3 separate regions of the Homo sapiens genome follow, and all the other regions are linked to region 3. Evidence: chromatin contacts called from ENCODE Hi-C or POLR2A ChIA-PET data. All regions are on one chromosome and are shown on one strand. The core of a region is the stretch at or near the end of the contact, and the rest is flanking DNA. Distances in the headings are between cores, read along the strand shown.

Region 1 (3,818 bases), core at 1,256-3,755, 200 kb after region 3:
GGAGTGAGCGGGAGCAAAATCGAGGGGAGGTGCCACAAACTATTAAACAACCAGGTTTCCGAGAACACATCCAATTATCACCAAGGGGATGGCGCTAAGCCACTGATGAGGGATCCACCCCCATGATCCAAACACCTTCCACCAGGCCGCACGGCCAGCACTGGGGATTATATCTCAACATGGATTTGGTGGGGACACAGATGCAAACCATATCAACCTTATAAAAATAAGCATTTATTTCATTTTAAACATTAAATGCAAAGTTTTCTTTTCTGGAAGATGCAGGCCAGTGAGCTAGAAGTAATACCTTACGACAGAATAGTTCTATAAAAATAGCTACTTTCAACTGGGTGCAGTGGCTCACGTCTGTAATCCCAACATTTTGGGAGGCCGAGGTGGGTGGATCACCTGAGTTCAGGAGGTCAAGACCAGCCTGGGCAACATGGTGAAAACCTGTCTCTACAAAAATACGAAAATTAGCCGGGCATAATGGCAGGTGCCTGTAATCTCAACTACTTGGGAGGCTGAGGCAGGAGAATTGCTTGAATCCAGGAGGAGGAGGATGCAGTGAGCTGAGATTGCACTAACGCATTCTACCCTGAGCGACAGAGCAAGACTCTGTCTCAAAAAATAAAATAAAAAAAAAGTACCTACTGCCAAGTGGCTGGAGAACATTTTATTCTGCTAAAGGGATTAAATATCCCCCACAAAAATTAAAAAGTCCTCACATCCATCCCCAAACTCATTGCTTACGCAGGACTTTCCTTGGAAGTATCAAAATCAAATATACTTCTATCTAACTTTGAGATTCTTCAACATCCATGTGGGAGTGGCAGGACTCTGTGTGGCCTGAGGGTGGCCTTGAGTGTGTGTCCGAGTGGAAGGCCCAGGATCTGGGGACTGACCTGGGGTCAAATGGCACAGCCAACTTTTTTTTTGAGACAGAGTCTTGCTCTGTTGCCAGGCTGGAGTGCAGTGGCACAATCTTGGCTCACTGAAACCTCTGCCTCCTGGGTTCAAGTGATTCTCCTGCCTCAGCCTCCCAAGTAGCTGGGATTACAGGTGCCCACCACCACACCTGGCTAATGTTTGTATTTGTAGTAGAGACAGGGTTTCGCTATGTTGGCCAGGCTGGTCTGGAATTCCTGACCTCAGGTGATCCTCCCGCCTTGGTCTCCCAAAGTTCTGGGATTACAGGCGTGAGCCACCACACCCAGCCAGCACAGCCAACTTCTAATGAGGCCACCTTAGACAAGTTACTTACTGTCTCTAAGCCTCCGTGTTCTCATCCATGAAATGGGTTTAATCACTCAGATTTGTTGAGATGATTAAAAAGGAAAATACCTGCAAGGCAATAGCACCATGCTAACACAGAGCTGGCTAGTCAGTTCCGGTGCTGGTTTGTCCTCTCTCACGCTCCGATTGCGAGGCCCCTTGCTTTTCCTTTCGCCTCCAGCAGCAGTGTATTCCCCCGGGGAGGCTGCCTTCAGTTGCAGGCTTCTTTGCACTGTTTCGTATGTCCTTTTCCCAGGCACCCGAGCAAGGGCCACTGGTTATGACACAGGCACTGAGGAGGAGCCTTGAATCAAGGGCAGAGCTCTGACTTTAAACTTTGACTCCCCAGGTGTGACCTATAGCCAGTCGTTGTCTGATCTGTGCCCCACTTTCTCATGTCCAAAATGAGAAGACTGAACCAGTCCTCTCCAATGCCTTTCGTATGGCTTTAAGATGAGGTATGTACCTCTCACTTGGAGGAGGGGCTGGCAAAACCACTTGAATTTTAATTTGAATTGAGGCATATTGGCAGAGGTTGTAAAATGTCCTCACATGGTTCAAGGAAGATGATGATGCCCTGCCTGCTCCTGGTGCCCCTTTCAGAGAGGTTAAAAGCCTTTCCATTATTTTAACTTTTTTTTTTTTTTTTTTTTTGAGACAGGGTCACGCTCTGTTGCACAGGCTTAAGTGCAGTGGCGCGATCTCGGCTCACTGCAACCTTCGCCTCCTGGGTTCAAGTGATTCTCGTGCCTCAGCCTCCCAAGTAGCTGGGATTACAGGCATGTAATCACGCCCAGCTAATTTTTTTGTATTTTTTAGTAGAGACAAGGTTTCGCCATGTTAGCCAGGCTGGTCTCGAACCCGTAACGTCAGGAGATTCACCTCCCTCAGCCTCTCAAAGTGCTGGGATTACAGGCATGAGCCACCGCGCCCGGGCTCTGGTTCTATTTTCATGATGCTATTTACAAGAGTAGGTGGAGCGCTCCTTCTATGGAACTTTTCATTTGGTAAATTGTGTGACTGTGGAAGTAAACCATGTCTGAAAGCTTAGGTATCTTCTTTCCGGCCTCAATTTCCTCTCTTCCTCTAAAAGCGAACTTCTTTCGCCTAGTTTGACCCTCGAGGCTTCCCATTTCTTTTGCCCCCCCCCTCCCCCCCGACGCATGCGCGAAAACGCGCTGACCTTTCAGCTTCGCGCTAGTGCTGTTTTTTTTTTTTTTTTTTTTTTAGCAATGGCGGTTCCCGGCGTGGGGCTCTTGACCCGTTTGAACCTGTGTGCCCGGAGAAGAACTCGAGTCCAGCGGCCTATCGTCAGGCTTTTGAGTTGCCCAGGAACTGTGGCCAAAGACCTTAGGAGAGACGAGCAGCCTTCAGGGAGCGTGGAGACAGGTGATGGCGCCGGTTTGCCCTGTAGTTCCGTCCCACAGCGGGCGAGGAGTCTGGGATCACGGGGAAACACGTGGCCTGTGGAAACGGCTGTGGACCCTTTGGCAAGAGGGTGGGGCTGTGTCCTGTCCTCTCCTCTCCTCTGATCTCTGTAGGGGAACCCAGGGTCGCCGCCGTTGCTGAGGCAGAAGTGAGATGTGTGATGTTTGTTTGGGGCGACTCCTGTGTACAGTAATGGAGTTGTTTAGACTTCCATGAAATTCAGGTCAGGAACCCAGTTTGCTTGCACTTTACAGTTTGACGAAATAGTGTTCCCAATGATAGTAATGCTACACACCTGAGCCAGTCGCTGCATCGTGTACGTATATTTCTGATTTTGATACATTAAGTTGTTGCTGGAGGCCGAGTTATATTGTAGCCTGATGAATCAAGAGGATTCTTGGTTCCTAGACATAGGGTTCTGTCTATGAAATGTACTGCCGTTTACTTTATTCTTTTTGGCCATTTTGAACCAAATCAGTCTGGTAACAGATTTGGATTCACTGCAACAGGCTGTTGTCCCGCGTTCGTTCTACATTTATATGCTTCTTTGTGTATTGAGAAGCCAGTGTTATTGAACCTCTCTTGTGACTCAAGAGCTTGTGTATTCTATTTACAGTTCTTAAAACGATCTTGCAAGAAATGTATCACTGTGTCCATTTTACAGATGTAGAAAATGGTTCAAAGAGGTAAATAACTTAGGCAAGGTCACTAGCTCAGTTAATTTAGACTTCTAGTCAAATTATTAAACAAAATGTATTGACTTCTACGATTCCTTGGAGCTATTTTTTCCCTAAAATAAGCTGGTGTCTTTATCAGACTGTATAAAAGACTTACATTGGCAGGCAGTGAGAAATCTTTATGTATTTCATTCAAATATTGATTGGATTGTATTTAGTGGAAGCTACTTCTGTTGAACATTTCTAAGTAACGCTGAAAATTTGAGTAAGGATTCTGCCAAAAAAGCTATTGTAATTTAACATTTGTATGGGTGTTTAAATTTGAGAGTATGTTCATATGCTCTTTGATATATGAAACAACCCTGTAGCGTAGGTGTGGAAGGAAATAACTGTTACTCCATTTTATAGATGAGGGAACAGGGTAGTCCAAGGGTAGCT
Region 2 (4,055 bases), core at 404-2,903, 140 kb after region 3:
CAGGATACAACAGCCTGCAGAGGAAAGAAACACGGGACAGCAATCTCTCTTGTCTCTTGTCTCTTCCAAGGACACTTTTCTTCCTTTCTTATTCTGAAGAAAAGAAGACATGAGTTAGTACTAAATGTGGCAGGAATAGTGGGCCAGGCGCGGTGGCTCACTCCTGTAGTCCTAGCACTTTGAGAGGCCAAGTGGGGAGGATTGCTTGAGCCCAGGAGTTCAAGACCAGCCTGGGCAACATAGGGAGACGCTGTATCTACAAATAAATAAATAAATAAATAAAATTAGCTGGGCATGGTGGCATCCACCTGTAGTGCCAACTACTCTTGAGGCCGAGATGAGGGGATGGATCACTTAAGCCTGGGAGCTCCAGACTGCACTGCACTCCAGCCTGGGCAACAGAGTCAGACCCCATCTCAAACAAACAAACAAACAAAATAATAGAAATGAGTAATGCTGTACTTGTATGAGTGACTGTGCATCTGAATTCATGGAATTATTGGGGTCTAAGTTCATAGAACTCATTACTAAAGAGGGGATCACAGTTGAAAATCACATGTAAGTAAATTAATAAAAGTCTCTGAAATCTAAGTCAAAAATTAATATGGAAGCAAGCATAGAAAAAAAGCATCCACTTGGTCTGCATGGAGAAAAGTGCTTAACTCCAGCAATAACTGGATTTGATGAGATGTTTTTCATGTGGTAAAACATACTCTTTAGCGCTGTGCGTTATGGCTCATGCCTGTAATTTTAGCACGTTGGGAGGCTGAGGCAGAAGGATCCCTTGAGCCCAGGAGTTCGAGGCCAGCCTGGGCAACATAGGTAGACCTTGTCTCTATAAAAATAAAATAATAAAATAAAATGAAATAAAATGAAAAAAGAAGACCATATCCTTTTCAGAAAATTAAATACAAAGAGTAGGTGTGGTGGATCATGCCTATAATCCCAGCACTTTGGGAAGCCAAGACTGGAAGATCTCTTGAGCTCTAGAGTTTGATACCAGCCTGGGAAACATGGAGACAATCTGTCTCTACATAAAATACAAAAACTAGCCAGGTATGGAGGCTCGCTACTTGGGAGGCTGACGGGGGAGGACCGCTTGAACCCAGGAGTTTAAAGCTGCAGTGAGCTGTGTTCACACCATTGCACTCCAGCCTGGGTGACAGAGTGAAACTCTGTTTCAAAAAAAGAGAGAAAGAAAAGTAAATTAAAAAGTAAATCTAGAATTCCATGAATTATTGGCACACATCCAGTGATGGTCTTCAGTAATGGTTCTCATGCTTTAGCTAAAACCATTTATAAATGCTAAACCTTGTTTTAAAAAAAATACAGATTCCTGAATCGCACTTCTAGATATTCTGATGAAGTAATTCTAAGGGTGCAGCCCAGAAATCTATATTTTAGTAAGCTCACCAAATACTTCTGACTCACGAATCAGTTCCCTGGACCAACTTTAGAAACTATAGTCTCCCAAAAACAGAAAGAAAACTTACTTGGGAATACACAAAGCCAAACTGCAAGAACATTAGTGTCAGATTCCAAAATCCAATGTTCACACTTTAAAACATTTGCCTATGGGCACTGGTACATGACTTTCAGTCTCACTGATTCTTCATGGTCTCCATAGCAACAACGGCTTAGAAAAAGAAATCACAGAGGAAATAAGAAAATTGTTAATGCTACTTCTTTTTTTTTTTCTTTGAGATGGAGTTTCGCTCTGTCGCCCAAGCTGGAGTGCAGTGGCGTGATCTTGGTTCAGTGCAACCTCTGCCTCCTGGGTTTAAGTGATTCTCGTGCCTCAGACTCCCGAGTAGCTGGGATTACAGGTGCGTACCACCACACCTGGCTAATTTTTGTATTTTCAGTAGAGACGGGGTTTTGCCATGTTGGCCAGGCTGGTCTCGAACTCCTGGTCTCAAGTGATCCCCCTGGCTTAGCCTCCCAAAGTGCTGAGATTACAGACAGGTGTGAGCCACCACACCTGGCCAAAATAATGAAGTGTTTCATAATGATGATTTCTTACGCTAGATAAAATATTCTATTACTACCTGTATCCTAGGGTTTTGTGGGTGTTAACTGAGCCAATATACCTAAAATGCTTAGAACTATAAGTGGCTAATATTAATATTAATCACTTAATAAATGTAATATGTTAGCTGGGCATGGTGGCATGTATGTAGCTCCAGCTACTCTGGAGGCTATGGCAGGAGGATCACTTGAGCCCAAGAGTCTTAGGCCACAGTGACCTATGATTGTGCTTGTAAACAACCACTGCACTCCAGCCTGGGCATCATAGTAGACCCTGTCTCTAAAATATATATGTGTGTGTGTGTGTGTGTGTGTGTGTGTGTGTGTGTGTGTGTGTGTATGTGTATATGTGTGTGTATGTGTATATACGTGTGTATATATGTAAATATACATATATATGTGATATACATATAAACTTAGATCTCTTCATATATGTTACATACAATGTAATATGTATATATGTGTTATATATAATATACATGTTTACATATTACACATGTTTATATATTGTTACATAAAATATATATCAGATGTAACACATGTAAATATGATATAACATATGTAACATAAATATGATATATACATATGATGTATACATATATGTAACATATAAAAATAGAGATCTATATTTACATATATTACATATAAATTATATTATATATAATATAAATATGTAGTATAATACATATTATATATTACATATAAATTATATGTAACATATGTATAAATAGAGATCTATATTTATAATCTAATAGTATTCTAATCTGTGGATAGATTACAAATTAAGTAGTCCCCTCCTCACATTGGAACTGTAGATTGCTTCTAACTTTCCTACATATATGGCATTGAAAATTCCTGTATGTACCTTCATGTGCATCTCTAATTCAGATAGATTTCTAGTAATGGAATTACTAGATCAAAAAGCATGAACAAGTTTAAGGGATGGACCTATAATCACAATGATTAGAAAGTCAGTCAAATCTGTGTTGGAATCACCACTTATTCTATGACCTTGGTCATTTTGCTTAATTTTCTCAATTTTCATATCCATAAAATGGGGATAACAACAACATTCACAGGCATATTGTGATGTAATTAGACACAACACAATACTGTCACACAGTATGTTCAAAGTAAATGTAAGCTGTTTTTATGAGGACATTTGAAACAGCAGGGCATTGCTTCATCCTAGCATTGGGTGAGAAAGCATTGGACAGTTTTCAACAGTGACTCCATGTGGCCATAATAGAAATAGCAGTGGCAGAAAACACGTGTTGTCAGAAATGACCAGATTTATCAGTTCTTTCTTTGGTGTTTGTTAACAGGACTGTCCATTTGGATGGCCAAAGCCTGTGCCCGAGATTCTTTTTTTTTTTTTTTTTTTTGAGACAGAGTTTCACTCTTGTCGCCCAGCCTGGAGTGCAACGGCAAAATCTCGGCTCACCGCAACTTCTGCCTCCCAGGTTCAAGCGATTCTCCTGCCTCAGCCTCCCGAATAGCTGGGATTACAGGCATGTGCCACCATACTTGGCTAATTTTGTATTTTTAGTAGAGATGAGGTCTCTCTATGTTGGTCAGGCTGGTTGCCAACCCCCAACCTCAGATGATCTGCCCGCCTTGGCCTCCTAAAGTGCTGGGATTACAGGCGTGAGCCACCGTGTCAGGCCATGAGATTCTTGAATAATTTGATACAGACAAAGTTCAGGAAAGAGATAATGGGCCCTGCTAATCTTTTTTTTTTTTTTTTTTTAAGATGGAGTCTCTTTCTGTTGCCCAGGATGGAGTGCAGTGGTGTGATTTCAGCTCACTACAACCTCTGCCTCCCATGTTCAAGCGATTCTCCTGCCTCAGCCTCCCAAGTAGCTGGAATTACAGGTGTGTGCCACCACGCCTGGCTAATTTTTGTATTTTTAGTAGAGACAGGGTTTCACTATGTTGGCCAGGCTGGTCTCGAATTCCTGACCTCAGGTGATCCACCCACCTCAGCCTCCCAAAGTGCTGGGATTACAGCTTGAGCCACAGTGACC
Region 3 (3,968 bases), core at 485-2,984:
ATATGGTGAACTCCCTGGAGCCGAGGACCAACAGGTTGGCTAGGGAGGGATGAATTGGCCCAGGTTGGAAATGGAGCAGGTCAAAATTTCCATGCTGATTAGTAGTGGGATGGTGCCTGCGAATAGCCACTGCACTCTGGCCTGGCCAACATAGCAAGACCCTGTCTCTAAAAAAATAAGTAAATACAAGAAACTGGTGTAAACTGTTCTCTTCACTCTGTTACATGTAAATGTAAGGAAAGAGAATGGAAAAACTATTTTAACATGGATTATCTCAAAGTGGTGAAATTGTGAGAGTTTTTTACTTTCTTCCTTTTGTTCATCTGTATCGTCTAAATGTTCTATAAGATGAATATCTGTTTAATACATTTTATCTTTCTTAAAAGATTGTGTTGATGACTAAAAAGTTAACATGTGTAACAATGCCAGCAAAGCTGAATTTTTACTTAAAAGTTACAGCCGGGCCAGGCAAGATGGGTCATGCCTGTAATCCCAGCACTTTGGGAGGCTTTAGTGGGTGGATCACCTGAGGTCAGGAGTTGGAGACTAGCCTGGCCAACATGGCAAAACCCATCTCTACTAAAAATTCAAAAATTAGCTGGGTACGGTGGCAGGTGCCTGTAATCCCAGCTACTTGGGAGGCTGAGGCAGGAGAATCACGTGAACCCGGGAGGCGGAGGTTGCAGTGAGCCAAGATTGCGCCATTGCACTCCAGCCCGGGTAACAACAGTGAGACCCTGTCTCAAAAGAAAAATTACAGCTGGGTGTGGTGACTCATACCTGTAATCCCAGCACTTCAGGAGGCAGAGGCAGGAGGATCACTTGAGCTCAAGAGTTCAAGACCAGCCTAGGCAACAAAGTGAGAACCCCCTCCCGTCTCTACAAAAATAATAATAATAATAACAATAATAAATAAAACTGAAAAAATAAAAATATATATTTTATGGAGAAAGGTGTACACATGTTATCTAAAAGTGAAGAAGCATAAAAAGTTTCATATTCATTTTGTTTCTCTCTGTCTGTTCAATTCTTATAGCTTCATTGTTTAATTTCCTCACATCTTTTTTGGGAGAATGTTATTTAACAAGGATTCTGGTAACTGTAGCGGAACTGGCAAAGGGGCGGTTTGTAATCAGCACATTGCTTGTATAATCCACGGGGTTGTAACCATTCAGGAAGGAACTTCCTGTCCTTTATTTAATTAAAGCAACTTTTCTTGAAAAACAAAACAAAACCTCTTTTCTAACTAGCATTTACATGAAGAGTTGCCTACGTTAAAAGACACAGCAACCTGTGAAGAGAAATATTTAAGCTAATGTGTTCCATCGTGCTGGTGAGCACTTTCAAAGGAGTGCATGAAAGATATCACAGCCTCACAAATGCAGAGAAAAGCCTCCCTTGGCCACTGCTGATCAGGAAGTGAGACTTTGTCCTCCCCACAGTGGTAAGAGCCTCTGGGAAATTTACTCTGGGCTGTGTATCTATCACTTGCTCTAAATCAACAAATTTGTAATTGATTATGTCACATTTCAGCTATACCTAGCCGGCTGGATTATCTTCCTCATGGCCAAAAGGAGACTAGACATGGAAGGCAAATTGCAGTTAGATGAATTTAACCAGCTTTCTCTACACCGCATGAAGCCAGCGACTGTGAGGGCTCTGCTACGCGGCTGAGCGGGCTGTGCAGGCATTGCCAAGGTCTCCTCCCTTGTTGACGTTCCCTGCTCGTCTTCACGTGATCCCATCTCAGGGCTCTGCCGTCCACGCCCTCACCAAGCTGGATCCTGGAAGTCATGCAATTCCTTCTTCCTTACTTCTGTAAACCAAAAAGTGTCTGAGACAGATCTCAGTCAACTTAGAGGTTTATTTTGCTGAGGTTGAGGAAACACTCAGGAAAAAAGAAACACGAGTTACAATAGGATTTGTGTTCTCTGCTTTTTTCCAAGGAGAGTTTTGAGGACTTCAATATGTAAAGGGGGAAGAGTGGGCAGGAGGAGAAGGAGAGAAGAAAAAGAAGGGGGTAGGATAGGCAATGAGCCAGGTGGTCACATTCTCATGAGGCCTTGAATAGCACTCACTGAATCCACACTTTACATGTGAAAAGATAGGAGGGAGGGGAAAGTCATATAATTATCTTGCTGAGTAAATCTACATTTTACGTAAGATAAAGTCAGCACATGAAATTACAGCTATCCCTTGGGAACGAAAGGAACACAGTTTTGCTTTGTTTTTCTCTTGTCTCAGTTCCCAAGCTTAACTTTTCCCTTTGGCATTGTGAGTTTGGGGTCTTGAGATTTTCTTTTCCTTTCACACTTCCCCCACCAATTAATGGTAAGTCAGCCAGTTTAGCAGACTAAACATTTCTAACTTACCTCTTTTTCAATTTCTGCTAACACTGCGCTAATTCACTTCCTTATTCTCTAGGACAGGGGTCCCCAACCCCCAGGCCATAGACCAGTACTGGCCTATCAGGAACTGGGCCACACAGCAGGAGGTGAGCAGCAGCAAGCAAGCAAAGCTTTATCTGAATTAACAGCCGCTCCGCATCACTTGCATTACTGCCTGAGCTCCACCTCCTGTCGGATCAGCGGCAGCATTAGATTCTCATGGGAGTGCAAAACCTATTGTGAACTGAACATCTGAGGGAGCTAAGTTGCATGCTCCTTATGAGAATGTAATTCCTGATGATCTGTCACTGTCTCCCATCACCCCCAGATGGGACCTTCTAGTTGTGAAATGGCTCCATTTTCTGGGGTATATACCTTGACTCTTGGTCTCGGTTGAGAAGGAATTCAGGACACAGACACACATGAGGAGTGGGTTTTGGAGCAGAAAGTTTAATAGAAAAAAGAAGAAAAGAGGCCGGGCACGGTGGCTCATGCCTGTAATCCGAGCACTTTGGGAGGCCGAGGTGGGCGAATCACTTGAGGTCAGGAGTTCAAGACCAGCCTGGCCAACATGGTGAAACCCCATCTCTACTAAAAATACAAACATTAGCCAGGCATGGTGGCAAGTGTCTGTAATTCCTGCTACTTGGGAGGTTGAAGCAGGAGCATTGCTTGAACCCAGGAGGCGGAGCTTGCAGTGAGCCGAGATAAGGCCACTGCACTCCAGCCTGGGTGACAGAGCGAGACTCCATTTCAAAAAAAAAAAAAAAGGAAGAAAAGAGAGAGAAAAAGCTTCCTCATGCTAAGAAAGCCCAAAAGAGAGTCTCCAAGTGGGAAAAAGAACCAGCTGGTGCAAATGCGTGGAGTTTTATAGTCATGTTTGAGGAGGCAGTCTCTGATTTACATAGGGCTCATAGATTAGTTTGATCAGTTATGATGTCTACATAGTGTTTGGGGAAGGCTGGTTGCCCCACCCTAATCTTATCACACAAATGGCCATTCCAGTTGATCAGTGCCATTTTGTCTGCTTCTTACTGGACACGTGGCTGACAAAAGAAGGGAAGATGGAGCCGCCATCTTGAATATAATCGGCGCAACTGCCAGTATCAGGTCTGCAGCTCGATTTTACAGGCTGCTCTTCATTAGAAAGGAAAATGATTTGGGGCTGCTTTTCACTAAAAATAAAAGTTTTACCGAGGACTCCCATACTCTTACTATCTGCCTAAGTAATTTCTTCTTAACTCCTAAATCAGTTGCAGGAAAACAAGCTCAGGGCTCCCACTGATTGAACATTGCAGTGAATTGTATAAGTATTTCATTGTAATAATAACAGAATGTTATACATTGTACATTCTTAATGTTATACATTGTACATTGTTATACATATATACATGTATAATGTTATACATTGTACATTGTTATACATATATACATGTATAATGTTATACATTCTTAATGTTATACATTGTACATTATTATACAATGTAATACATTGTACATTATTATACAATGTAATACATTGTACATTATTAATACAATGTAATAATAATAGAAATAAAGAGCACAATAAATGTAATGCAT

What was found. Hi-C counts contacts between places; a loop is a spot of excess contacts on that map. ChIA-PET counts read pairs that join two places held with the same protein, here RNA polymerase II (POLR2A). Pooled maps may share reads with other maps.
Region 1: POLR2A ChIA-PET joins it to region 3 with 10 read pairs in WTC11. The contact joins the promoter of MTPAP here to the enhancer-like site in region 3. POLR2A ChIA-PET finds 5 or more read pairs at or near these places in 6 of 52 experiments (A549, HEK293, OCI-LY7 and 3 more).
Region 2: a loop to region 3 is called in a pooled map, with 2.5 times the contacts of the local background. The contact joins two enhancer-like sites. A Hi-C loop is called at or near these places in 2 of 168 maps with a recorded cell type or tissue (lower leg skin and uterus) and 3 of 50 pooled maps. POLR2A ChIA-PET finds 5 or more read pairs at or near these places in 7 of 52 experiments (AG04449, H1, HepG2 and 4 more).

What each region holds. Positions count from the first base shown.
Region 1 is chr10:30,347,965-30,351,782 of GRCh38, reverse strand. MTPAP (mitochondrial poly(A) polymerase) reads left to right here and starts at 2,505. Exons shown (of 9, transcript NM_018109.4): 1 at 2,505-2,664. The coding sequence starts at 2,508. RefSeq lists enhancers at 2,494-2,633, 2,664-2,713, 2,764-2,833, 2,844-2,943, 3,525-3,818.
Region 2 is chr10:30,413,394-30,417,448 of GRCh38, reverse strand. No RefSeq gene overlaps it. Among named protein-coding and RNA genes, the nearest start is that of MAP3K8, 19 kb to the left of the region's middle. Within about 2 kb of position 1,653, at least 2 of the 41 ENCODE cell types and tissues checked have a DNase peak (open chromatin) inside an H3K27ac peak, as active enhancers do.
Region 3 is chr10:30,551,802-30,555,769 of GRCh38, reverse strand. It overlaps LOC105376478 (a long non-coding RNA gene), which reads right to left. Exons shown (of 2, transcript XR_007062102.1): 2 at 1,162-1,816. It also overlaps the pseudogene RN7SL63P. Among named protein-coding and RNA genes, the nearest start is that of LYZL2, 76 kb to the left of the region's middle. RefSeq lists a silencer at 1,616-1,910 and an enhancer at 2,387-2,999. Within about 2 kb of position 1,734, at least 26 of the 41 ENCODE cell types and tissues checked have a DNase peak (open chromatin) inside an H3K27ac peak, as active enhancers do.